Linked DNA regions of Homo sapiens: all the other regions are linked to region 2. A link is a contact called in ENCODE Hi-C or POLR2A ChIA-PET data. All regions are on one chromosome and are shown on one strand. The core of a region is the stretch at or near the end of the contact, and the rest is flanking DNA. Distances in the headings are between cores, read along the strand shown.

What was found. A loop is a pair of places that touch in the nucleus more often than their neighbours do. ChIA-PET counts read pairs that join two places held with the same protein, here RNA polymerase II (POLR2A). Pooled maps may share reads with other maps.
Region 1: a loop to region 2 is called in a map of HepG2, with 5 times the contacts of the local background. The contact joins the enhancer-like site here to the promoter of BTD in region 2. A Hi-C loop is called at or near these places in 2 of 168 maps with a recorded cell type or tissue (HepG2 and PC-9), 2 of 37 single-sample maps with no recorded cell type and 7 of 50 pooled maps. POLR2A ChIA-PET finds 5 or more read pairs at or near these places in 2 of 52 experiments (HepG2 and Panc1).
Region 3: a loop to region 2 is called in a map of dorsolateral prefrontal cortex, with 2.5 times the contacts of the local background. The contact joins the promoter of GALNT15 here to the promoter of BTD in region 2. A Hi-C loop is called at or near these places in 1 of 168 maps with a recorded cell type or tissue (dorsolateral prefrontal cortex) and 6 of 50 pooled maps. POLR2A ChIA-PET finds 5 or more read pairs at or near these places in 1 of 52 experiments (CD8-positive, alpha-beta T cell).

Annotation. Positions count from the first base shown.
Region 1 is chr3:16,237,771-16,241,922 of GRCh38, reverse strand. It overlaps a transcript of GALNT15 not described here. Among named protein-coding and RNA genes, the nearest start is that of DPH3, 25 kb to the left of the region's middle. Within about 2 kb of position 2,627, at least 4 of the 41 ENCODE cell types and tissues checked have a DNase peak (open chromatin) inside an H3K27ac peak, as active enhancers do.
Region 2 is chr3:15,599,950-15,604,156 of GRCh38, reverse strand. It overlaps BTD (biotinidase), which reads right to left and starts at 2,412. Exons shown (of 4, transcript NM_001370658.1): 1 at 2,263-2,412. It overlaps HACL1 (2-hydroxyacyl-CoA lyase 1), which reads left to right and starts at 2,588. Exons shown (of 17, transcript NM_012260.4): 1 at 2,588-2,774; 2 at 2,963-3,067. The coding sequence starts at 2,694. RefSeq lists a silencer at 2,140-2,199 and an enhancer at 2,041-2,683.
Region 3 is chr3:16,173,014-16,177,027 of GRCh38, reverse strand. GALNT15 (polypeptide N-acetylgalactosaminyltransferase 15) reads right to left here and starts at 2,348. Exons shown (of 10, transcript NM_054110.5): 1 at 1,338-2,348. The coding sequence starts at 1,876.

The DNA of each region.
Region 1 (4,152 bases), core at 1,378-3,877, 640 kb before region 2:
CAAGTGACACCAGTTAGAGCCCCATGAAGCAGAGGACTTGCCTAGTTGATCATGAGCCATAATAGTTGCTGTTTTGGCCGGGTGTGGTGGCTCACGGCTGTAATCCCAGCACTTTGGGAGGCCGAGGTGAGTGGATCACCTGAGGTCAGGAGTTCAAGACCAGCCTAGCCTACAAGGTGAAACCCCATGTCTACAAAAATACAAACATTAGCTAGGCATGATGGCAGGTGCCTGTAATCCTAGCTACTTGGGAGGCTGAGGCGGCAGAATCGCTTGAACCCAGGAGGCAGAGGTTGCAGTGAGCCGAGATCGCGCCATTGCACTCCAGCCTGGGCAACAGAATGAGACTCCATCTCAAAAAGAAAAAAAAGAAAAAAAAGTTGCTGTTTTAAGCCACTAAGTTTTGGGGTAGTTTGTTATGCAGCAAAAGATAACTGGAACAGTGCAGTGGGAGTCTGGAATTGCTACAGCCACATGTGGAGAGTCTAAAGCCATCCAAAAAGTGATCAGGACAAAGTCCTCTTAAATTTGACCTCAAATAAGACCTCTTCAGTGTCTAAATTTTAGCTCTGTAATTTTTCTTTTCCACTTTCATTCTGCTTGTTTCTAGGCACAAAAGAAAGATGCTGTGATCGCTTTAGTTGAAGTTCAACAAGCATGTATTACGTGCCTGTCAAGAGTCAGATACTATGCTAGGGACTCTGGGCAAAAAGCTAAGCAAAATTTGTTTAAAGTCCAGAGGAGGAAACATCTTTTTGATAATTTTAACACAAAGTGGTCCATGTTAAGACAGGGCTACATATGCAGTGCTCCAGAAGAGGGGTAATTAATTCAGCCCGGGGGTTCGAGGAAGACCCTCCAGAGACATGATGTATATGAGTCATGCATGATAGGTAAGAAGAAGCTGGCAAACGGAGGGAAGGGCATTCTGTGCAGAGGGAACAGAGCATGGTTAGAGCAGAGACAAGGAAAAGGGTGTTGTATTGGGAACTACAAAAACTTTGGTGTTCAGAGATGGGGCAAATAGTAGCAGGTGAGTCCAGAGGGTGGAGGCAGGGTCAGGGAGGAACTTGTAGTCAGGCTGTGCTGGGGAGGCGGGTCATTACTCTGAAGGTGATGCGGAGTCATAGAAGAGATTATGGAAGGAGAGTGCTTTAGGTTGATTACTCGGGCTCTAGTGTAGATTGAAGGTGCTTGAGTGTGTGAATCTGAGGTTCATGGTTGGAGTCAAGGCTGGAGAAACACTTGGAAATTACTGAAACATAGGTGGATTATTACTTCACAATACATATTTTAAGGATCACTATAAGCTGGGCATATCCCCATGGCAGTGTTTGAAAAAGATTGTTATTTACAAATATAGGTCTATTTTGTGTCCCACTTGGCAAATGCATCAAAAGGAGCACTTGATTGCCTTCCTGGAAATGTTTTTGAAATATCTCTGCCTTCCCAGAAACCAGGGAGTCCATATTCAACTCTGACTGAGTCTGTGCTGACATAAAATTCAGTGAAGATGATATTTTGCAATTTTCTGATTCATGAGTGACTCATCAAGTCATCCACGCCAGTGGTTCAGAAAACACACGGGACAAGGCCCTAGAGGTGTGACCTTGGTAAATAACAGATATTTAATAAATATTTATTGTTTTTAAATCTGCAAAGTAATCCTAAGAACTAGAATTCACTCTGGAAAGGGCATTATAATCTGGTTTGTTAATCATGAACATATCATCCAGAAACTTAACTTTGTGCTTTGCAAACTACCTAAAGCACAGCCAGTGAAATTTGTCACAGCACAGAAAGGTTTTCACTTTACCAACCCAGCCCTCATGAGTATCGGCCAGATGCCATTACCTTCTGTGCTTTCTGAATGGACTAAGAAGGGGAGGATTAGAACCAAAGGGTTGGAGGATTTTGTCTTAAGCATCTGTCTTATGGTAAAGCCTTGAGAAAATCCAGAGGCCCCTTGACACTACCATGTAACGGCTTTTCCCATTAATGGGAAGCAGATGGGGTTAAAAGGTTGTCACTATTGTTTTAAGCAAGATTCTCACGCAACTTCCTATATCATATGTTTACAACAAAGGAAGAAAATCATCATATATCCCATGGGAAGCCCACCCCCTTCACTTTTACACGCCATGCTTACTTGCCTTTTATGTTTCTTTTAGAAAGCAAGTAGAAACCAGAATCTCAGAGACAAGAATAAAGTGAAAGAGTTCTATTGGTTGTCACACCTGGGCCACAAATTTTATTGGAAGCTGTGCAGTAAAAGAAATCAGAACACCATTGCTTCCCAGAGTGTTTGACCGATTATGATAGCAGTGGCTGAGTTCCAGATGGCAGGCACTTTCCTCATATCCCAAACTGAGTACACGGAGCTGCTTCTGGGGCATTGAAGGTTCCTACTTGGGCAGAGGGCAGGAGCTGAATGGATAATACCCAGGAATTGTGAGCACAGGATTTTATAGGTCTCTGTCTCAGTGTCCTGCAGTTTTCATCCCATGACATTAAAAAAAGAAGCTGAGCCCAATCTTGCCTGAGAGAGGAGGCATCTCAAAATGCATGTACTGTCACTGGCCATCCATCTGCCAACTTCCCACTTCCTGGTTTGCAGAACCTTTGTGAGGTTCTGGGTGGCAATGTGCCCAGCCTTTGCTGAGGTACTTTCCTTGCCACTGTCCCAGCCACCCTTGCTGCTAGGACTCTGGCCAATGAGACAGATGGGAAGGTCTGCTGGGGGGCTTCTGGGAAAGATCTTGCTTTCTCAGTGAAGAGAAAGACATTATTAATGAGGAGAACTTGCTTCTGCCGCCCTCTCCATCCTGTTTGGGATTCTGGGGCCAGGATGTCATGTTTGGTGTTGTGGTGACCATCTTGTGCTGGTAAAGAGACAGAAACCAGGATCAAAAGCCAACAGGAATGGTGAGTGGAAGTTTAAAAAGAGCCTGGATCATAGGTGTCTGTAAGCCATTGTACCAGGCACAGAACTGCCTGTCCTCAACTAGGCATGTGAGATGACTAAAGTTCTTTATTTCTTAAGCCCCTGGGAGTTGGTTATTCTGCTCCTTGTACCTGAATGCATCCAAACCAATGCACCTAATTTTGGCAGGTCCTAAAACAACCTGGCCCTTATTTTTACCCATTCCCATTTGGACAGTCCCTGTTTTATTTTCTTTACTCACAAATACTGGGAGGCAATCAAATGTGGAAGTTAAATGTGAAGGCCTTGGAACCAAATGAAACTGGGTTTGTGATCTAGGTCCATCACTTTGGAAGTTGCATAGCCTTAGGAAAATTACTCTGCCTGTGGAAACCTCACCCTTCAACTATAAAATGAGATAATATAAAACGGAGATAATAGTAGTCCTTACATCATTGGCCTATTGTGATTATAAGAAAAAATAACTTGAGTACAACAACTATTGCAATGTTGTTACAATATTAACAACAATATTAATATTAATGTTGTTAATATTGTAACAACATTACAATAGTAATAGTACATAGTACTAACAATGGTAATGTTATTACTATTATCATAGTAATAGTATGTGCTAGTAAGTTAGTACAGCCTTAGCACTATGGTTGTTGTTATTACTATGATTTCTGGCAGTGAATACATATGTTTGGTCACAGAGATATTACTGTCTAATGATGTCCACATTTTTCTCTAGTTGATTTTTCTCCCAACTCTTGAAATGTCATTTTTCTATATCCTAACTCCTGGTTTTTTCTCCTCCATACTGGAATCCACGAAGTCAAGCAACCAACTCCATGGTAACTGCTAAGAGGAAAATAAGGAAGTGTAGACCATGGCTCTTTGCTAAAAGAAGCCTATAACTTATTCTGGAAGATAATTCTGCAGAGCCGTACTGAATAACAGTGTAGGGAAAAGAGCCACCTTAAAGCAACACATATCACTTGTCCATCTGGATCCCACCTGCAAGGCTAGCGTCATCTGGATAGAGAGATTAGGTGAGGAGGTAGCAGATAGGTAGGTGGGGGATCCTGAATACCTGACAAGCTGAGGGGTGAGGCCATTGCGTAAACCAGTCTGTGAGGGGATATTATAGCCAGGGTCAGGGAGCGGGAACCTCAAGGAGACAGTGGTGGCTCCACCATCAGACAAACCAACCCACTACCTAGACC
Region 2 (4,207 bases), core at 1,163-3,662:
CTAGGGCAGTGTGGAAGGGAAATGTGGGGTGGGAGCCCCCATACAGAGTCCCTCCTGGGGCACTGCTGGTGGAACTGTGAGAAGAGGGCCACCGTCCTCCAGACCCCAGAATGGTAGATCTACTGACCACTTGCACCATGTGCCTAGAAAAGCTGCACACACTCAATATTAGCCTGTGAAAGCAGCTGGGAGAGGGGGTTGTAGCCTGTAAAACCACAAGGGCAGAGCTGCCCAAGGCTGTGGGAGCCCACCTCTTGCATCAGCATGATCTGGCTGTGAGATACGAAGTCAAAATGATCCAAAGATCATTTTGGAGCTTTAATATTTGACTGCCCTGCCAGATTTTGAACTTGCATGGGGGCTTTAGCCCCTTTGTCTTGACCAATTTCTCCCATTTGGAACGGGTATATTTACCTCACTCCCGTGCACCCATTGTATCTAGGAAGTAACTATCTTGCTTTTATTTATTTATTTTTAAATTTAATTTTATTATTTTTTTTGAGACGGAGTCTCGATCTGTCCCCCAGGCTGGAGTGCAGTGGCCCAATCTCAGCTCACTGCAAGCTCTGCCTCCCGGGTTCACACCATTCTCCTGCCTCAGCCTCCTGAGTAGCTGGGATTACAGGCGCCTGCCACCATGCCCGCCTAATTTTTTGTATTTTTAGTAGAGATAGGGTTTCACCGTGTTGACCAGGATGGTCTCCATCTCTTGACCTCATGATCCGCCCGCCTCGGCCTCCCAAAGTGCTGGGATTACAGGTGTGAGCCACTGCGCCCAGCCACTAGCTTGCTTTTGATTTTACAGGCTCATAGGCGGAAGGGACTTGCCTTGTCTCAGATGAAACTCTGGACTGTGGACTTTCGAGTTAATGCTGAAATGAGTTAAGACTTTGGGGGACTGTTGGGAAGGCATGATTGGTTTTGAAATGTGAGGATATGATATTTGGGAGGGGCCAGGGGCAGAACAGTTTGGCTGTGTCCTCATCCAAATCTCATCTTGAATTATAGCTCCCATAATCCCCACATGTGGTGAGAGGGACCCAGTGGGAAGTAACTGAATCATGGGGAGGGGATTTTTCCCATGCTGTTCTAATGATAGTAAGTCTCATGAGATCTGATGGTTTTATAAAGGGCAGTTCCCCTGCACACGCTCTCTTGCCTGCCACCATGTAAGACATGCCTTTGCTCCTCCTTCACCTTCTGCCATGATTGTGAGGCCTCCGTAGCCATTTGGAACTGTGAGACCATTAAACCTCTTTTTCTTTATAAATTACCCAGTTTTGGGTATTTCTTTATAGCAGTATGAAAATGGACTAACACCGTCCACATATGCAGGGAGGCAACCACTTCACTCTCCTCTGCTTGGGGTGGGGTTGAGGGGTTGAGAAAAAGAGGGGAAGACCTTTTGAAAAGACCCAGGACTACAGTTTGAAAATGTCTGGGTTTAGAAATCGTTTCACTTCCAGTGCTTCTCACTCATTTCACTACCCATGACCCACTCCCCTCTCATCTCTTTACTGTCCACTTATCACTGTTCTTTTTGCTTAAAATGACTCCAAATCCTCAAAAAATTAAAAGTTCCACTGTTTATTACAATTGGAAATTTTATGTTTATTGTCACTGAGCAGAGGGTCTAATGACTCCAAGGCAGTAGTTTCAGATATTGCACATTGCAAACGATTTTCACACAAAAATGTTTTAAAAGGCTATCGGGTGCAGGGCTGGTTGTAGGTAGGGACCCAACCTAAGAATTATGAAACGCCATAGTTCCTAATTTTGGAAAGATATTAGCGGAGAGTAATATGGATTAGTAGCAAGGGCTGGAGAAAACAGTGCTCTATACTACCTTCAAGGTGCTCTTTTCATCGCTTGTGACCCAATGGCTGAATAGTGGGTAGGAAACAGGATTCAGGATCTCAGGCACGGTCTGGATCTACTGACTCTGAGCGTCATTTTATCTCTTGCTGGGGTACACATCTGCTTCTGGATTTAAGTAACGTGCGCTACAATAATTTAAGGACTATAAAACCACAAGGTTATGAGAGCGTAAACCACAAAGCGTGTAAGTAAATGCCTAGAAAACGCAACGCGGTAGCACAGCAGCAACGCACAAACAGCCCCAGCAAACGACGCGCGCCGGGCTTCCCAGCTCCCGGCAGCCTTTGCGCAGCCCTCCCCAAGTCCAACTGGGCGCCCGGGGCGGGGTCTGGACCGCACGCCCTTACCACACCCCCTCCGCGCCGCACCACGCCCCCTCCGTACCTGCTCTTAGCGCGCCTTCCGCCCTGAATATGCGCATGCGCCATTCTCCCTTTACAGCCCCGAAAACGCTCCAGCTGGCCGACTCGGAGACAATGGCGAGAGGCCTCAGAGTTCGGCTTCTTACCTGCTTTGCATAGGCAGCAATCTCCTGCTAGTCCCGCCTCCCTCTGGCATTCTGGCGCGCGAATGGAGGAGCCGAGAAGAGAGCGCAGTTCTGATTGGAGAACGCGCGTGTTTACATTCTCACCTCTCCCGGGAAGTGGACGAATTTAGACCGCCTCTTCCTTCCCGTTGTTTAAGGCAGTTGGTTGCCCTCCTGTCCGTCAGAGGTGCAGTACCAGAGGTGGCGTGCTGCCGATTTCGCGTTTGCCTTGCTGGATGATTCCGCTTGTTTGCCGGCTGCGTGAGTGCTTAGAGCTTTTCGGTGGAAGATGCCGGACAGTAACTTCGCAGAGCGCAGCGAGGAGCAGGTGTCTGGTGCTAAAGTCATCGCTCAGGCCCTGAAAACGCAAGTACGATGGACCTTCCTGGAATGAAAGGCTCCTACGGAAGCTGGCGGGGACCGCGATGTTGTCTTGGAGACGAGTAGAAATGGGCGATGGGGGTCGGGGGGTTTTCCTTTTAGCGCCCGGGAGGGAGGGAAGGATGTGGCGATATGGTGGGGCCTTGGGAGTTTACTCCCCTGTTCTTCGTTCCTCAGGATGTGGAGTACATATTTGGCATCGTAGGCATCCCAGTGACCGAAATCGCCATTGCTGCCCAGCAGCTAGGCATCAAGTACATCGGGATGAGGAATGAGCAAGCGGTGAGTATGGACTCAGGTGGCTGAATGCGTTACTGGGAATGATCAGTAATAGCGGTAGGTATGCATTGCAAACACCCAGATAGCGCTTACCACTCTTCTGCTACTTTACATATATCATATCAATCACTGTTGAATATTAACTGTTGTTACACCAAGTTGACAGATGAGAAAAGACACAGGTTAAGTAAAACTTGCCTTTGGTGACACAGCTGGTAGTAGCAGAGCCAGGGTTTGAACCCACGTATTCTGGGTCTGAGTCCATTCTCTTACTACTATACTGTATGTCATGATTGGAATGGACAGTTTATGAGTAAAGTCTGACTTCCCTATTAGGCTACAAGCTCCATTAGAGCAGGGATATTATTTCTTCACGACACATCTGTACCCCCAGTGCTTAGTGTGGTGCCTGCATAAGAAAGGTGTTCAGAGATTACCTGTGGGATAAATGAGTGAAGGCCAAGGCTTTGTTGTATGATTGGTTCGGGGCAGGGTGGAGGATATCACAAATGGTAGTGCCTTGATGGAAACTCAGATGGCTCAGATCCTAGCCTGATGCTTTTTCCACCACATCATGCTGCCACCTTTCTTAGAGGCTTATTTGGAAGCAGGATAAGGAAGATACGACGTTTTGTCAATCCACTTTAAGTGCATCCTCTGCCAATCCACCTTGCTCTTCTCTCAGTAGTGCGGGCTTGAAAGGTCAAGAATCCACTTCTGTGATATCACATACTCTCAGTCCAGCTGAGGCTAAATATTCCTGCTTTACACTCCCACCGTTGCCTTCTAATTTAAATTCTTGCCTCCTCTTGCCCAAACAACTGCCTGGCCACCCTAAGTGGTGCCTTTTGCCATCATACATGAGTGCCTGGAGGGCAGAAGTTGTGATTCATTTGTTATATCACCACAGTGCCTGGCTTGGTTTGTGCTTTCACGTGGTGTAGATGCTTAATATTATACATTATTTATTAATTGAATGACATTCTTTATTGAATGACATTCTTTATTGAATGACATTCTTTATCTACAAGGTTTGAGATTTGTATTTTTTAATCTTAAAACTAGGAGGTTTTGAGTTTCTGTTGCTTCTACATTTTACTTGTCTTTGTTAGAACAACATTCTGTTCTTTCATCTGTGTGAAA
Region 3 (4,014 bases), core at 1,099-3,598, 570 kb before region 2:
ACAAAACTAGAATGGGGTGGGAATTTCCTGAAAATAGCTTTTAAAGGTAAGGCTTGAAAACAGTGTAGCGGGTTTGAAATGGAAGTAGGGTGCGGTGAGTGAGGCACCCGGGGCACACAATTTAAGGAGATGTTCACTCCCGGCTGCTGACCCTGCAATTGCACACCCTCGAGTGTGAGTGGCTGAGCAGCCAGGCTGAGGGGAACTAGATCAGGGATCCGAAGAGTGTGTGGCCCTGCTTCCAACTGCTGCCCTGCACAAATGTTTGCTTTCCAGGAAACTCTCCAGGCTCTGGGAGGAGCAATGGCCTATAGGAAAAGGGACCTAAATCACCAAACTAAAACTAACAAGCTGCCTTGCTCCCTGGATGCTGGTAACCAAGGCTCCCTCCTCAGTGGTCAGCCATGGTGACAGTAAGGGAGCAGGGGGTGTGGAGGATGGGCCAGCATCTCCCTGGGCACAGCTCTGCCCATCACCTACACTTCTCAGCTTACCTCCTGGGGCTGGGGCTGCCCTGGCAGGGTAAATTGCAGTCAGCACAGTATTCTGGCTCTCAGGCACTGGACCTGTTTCCTTAGTCTAGTGGCCCAAGGCAGGTGGCATGGAGTGGTGGGTCAGGCAGACTGGAGCTCACATGCCTGCATTCAAATCCTGACTTTGTTACCTACTAGCAGCGTGACTGGGAAAGCAACTTCACCTTGTTTTCATACCTATAGAATAAGCATGATGATACTACTAGCACCCATCTTGCAGAGCTGTGAGGACTTTCCAGGACTTTATGAGTTAATACATTAAAAGCTTGTAAAGTAAATCCAGACGCATGGGAAGAGCCCCCTAAATGTAAACTGCAATTGTTATTTTGATCCAAACTAAAAGCAAACACTAACAATAACCCTAAAATCAAAATGTAGTGGAGTCAGAGTGTTAGAACTGGCAAATGTCTGCTCTAACCTCCCTTCTGTGTTATAGAAATAAAGCCATTTGACCTAAAGACAGAAGAACTAGAACCCAGGACGGAGAAGAGAATGAACAAGCAAGAGTCCTCACTTTCTGCTTTCTAGGACAATGATTCTCACCTGAAGGGCTTGTTCATACAGACCACTGGACCCCACCCAGAGTTTCTTGTTTGGCAGGTCTGGGATGGGGTCTGAGAATCTGCATTTCTGAGAACCCACCAGTGCCCAGGGGCTGCTGACGCTGCTGGCCCAGGTACTGCATCTTGAAAAGCACTTGCTCTAAGTCAGGAGAGGCAGGCTACGGAAAGTTTGCATTCCCGAGTTTGCTACCACCCGATCATGCCCTGGGATCAGGGAAGGGAAAACAAGGGCCTTACTTACAGTGGGTGCCGCACCTCGGGCAGAGCCCTCTGGAGGGGGATGCGGGCACTGAGTGCCTCCTGGAGGCCACGTGGGTCCAGGCTGAACGGGGTCAACTCCTCTTCTTCAGACACCTCCCCGTCCTCATCAGCCCCCCAGTCCCTCTTTGGGGCTTCCTTATCCTGCCTCCTTGGCTGCTTGATGAGGCGGTAGCTCCCACCTCTCCTGCCCTGGCTCTGGTTCCTTCTGGCCTGGGGTAAGGCCACGGCCACCAGCAGCTGATCCTCCCGCAGTGAGATAAAGGGTGGCAGGCCCTCCAGAGGGCTGTACTCTTCACCCTCATCCTCAGCTTCCAGTACCCAATCCTGGGATTCCCCAAAGTCCAGGCGGTACCTGGCTTCAGGGCTGTGCTTGCTGGCTTGGGCTGTGACAGTCTGGTGCAGGGTGTGGTGGGGAGGGTGCAACATCGCCACCATCATCAGGACGCATCCCAGCATCAGGAGCAGCAGGAGGAACTGGAGTCTGCATGGTCTGTGCCTGTATCGCTTCCTTAGGAGCATGTTGCTAGAACTTGCCAAATGCAACAGGTCATGTTCAAGTTAGCTTTCTCCCGCTCCAGGCTCCTTCAAGCTTGCAGCAGAACCTGGGTTGCTTGTTCCACCTGGAAGTTTTTCTGCCAGTCACTTAACCTGGTCCTGACATTTGCCAACAGCGTGTGCAAGACCTGCTTCCACTTACAATCAGAAAACCACAGGACCCAAGTTTCACCCCAAGTCCTCTCTGAGTGGATTTCTTTAATTGCCTTCTGAAAGCCCATTCACAGGGACTTCAAATTGAATTGCTTCCCTCCCTTTACCCCGGTTTTCTCCTTGGGAAAAAAATAATGATTCCATTCTGCTCAGGTGTTTCTTTCCCCCTTTGTATAAATAGGTTGCTATGAGGTGTCTGGGATGAGCTGGTGGGTTCTCAGTCAAGCAGGGCTGACAGCCGTCCCTCTTTGGACGCTTCCAGTCAGGTCAGATCAACAGATGTAAAGCCGGCAGGCAGTGCCTGGTTTCCTTTCACACATAGCTCCACTCAGCCGAGAGCCCTCTGCCAGACACAACCCAGAGCCAAGCGTGCGCGTCACTCCTGGTCCTAATGCCCTCACTGTTCCCAGGCTTTGCACAACTCGGTGTGGTCACTGCTAGAGCCAAATCAAAACAGGAATATCCCAAGAGTTCAGAAGGAAAGACTAATACCCTCTGATTCAGAAAGGCTGTGTGTGTGGCATAGCTGCAAGGAGCTGCAGCTGTCTGTTTGCAACCTCAGCCTCCCATGGGGGATCAGGCAAACTAGGTTGGACTCTCCTTCCCTTCCTGGGGACCACTGTCCCTGGCCTCCTGAAAATGAGGGAGCTAAGGGAGATGATCTTGCAAGTCCCTTCTTCTCCCACAAGAGCAGCTGAATGCCTGCTCTGCCCTGGCCACCAAGGGGGACGCTGGAAGAGGAGTGGCATGCTCTTTCCCTCATAAAGCTTCCTTCATTTAACCAACACATAATTAATGAACACATGCTATGTGCCAAAATTGTTCTGGGAACTGGAAGTAGAGCAATGAATAACACAGACAAAAATGTGTGTCTCATGGAGCTTGCATTCTAGTGACAGATACAATTAAAACTATCCACTGGGTCAGATAGTGATGAGGATGAAGGCAAAAAAGCAGAGCAGGGATGGGGCTGGGGAGCATGGGCTGGGCTTGGAAATGGACATTGAGTGGTGGAGAAAGGTTTCATGGAAGAGTTACCATTTGTGTAAAGGAGAGGGCTGCACAGCTATTTGAGGTTGAGTGTTCGGGGCAGACAGAATGATAAATGTGAAGGTTCCAAGGCAAGAGTATGCTGGCATGTCTGAGGAACAGCCGGCATGGCTGAAGCAAAGAGAGCAGGGTGGAGCCTGATGGGAAGTGGAATAAGAGAGGCAAGGGGGCGGGGGGCAGGAGGACCATGCAGGACACCCCCTGGTTGCATTGAAGGAACTTTGGCTTTTCCTCTGAGTGAGAGGGGAGCCCTTAGAGGAGAGACACAATCTGACTTGGGTTTTAACTGGATCATTCTGGCTGCTGGGTTGAGACTAATCAGTGGGGGGCAAAAAGCAGGAGCAGGGAGACCAACCAAGAGGTTCTTGGCTTGCACTAAGTGGCATCGGTGGTGACAGGGGTCAGCTTGTGGATATACTTTAAGGAAGAACCTATAGGATTTGCTGATGAATTAATGACTAATGTGAGAGGAAGAGAAGAGTCAAGATGAGTTCAAATTTTTGTTCTGAGTAGTTGGAAGAATAGACTTGCCATTAACCAAGATGGGGAAGGAGAGAAGGTGGAAGGAGATGAATGCATGCCAGTGGCTTGATTTGGAACATGTGACATTCGAGATGTCCTCTAGACAGCTAAGAGGAGATGAAGTGAAGGCAGCAGTTGTAGGATAGCTGAAGGTCAGGGGGAGGTCTGGCCTGCATATACAAAGCTGGACTCCAGCAGCACTCAGATAGTGTTTGAAGCCGTGAGACCTGAGATCACTGAGGGAGTGAGGTAGGTAGAAGGGAGAAGAGAATCCAGCATGCTCAGTTTTCAGGCTTCTGGCTTGAACAGGTTGAAGGATAGCTGACCATCACCATGAGCAGTGTTTCTTCTGATGGCTGTAAAGCAGCCATGCTGTC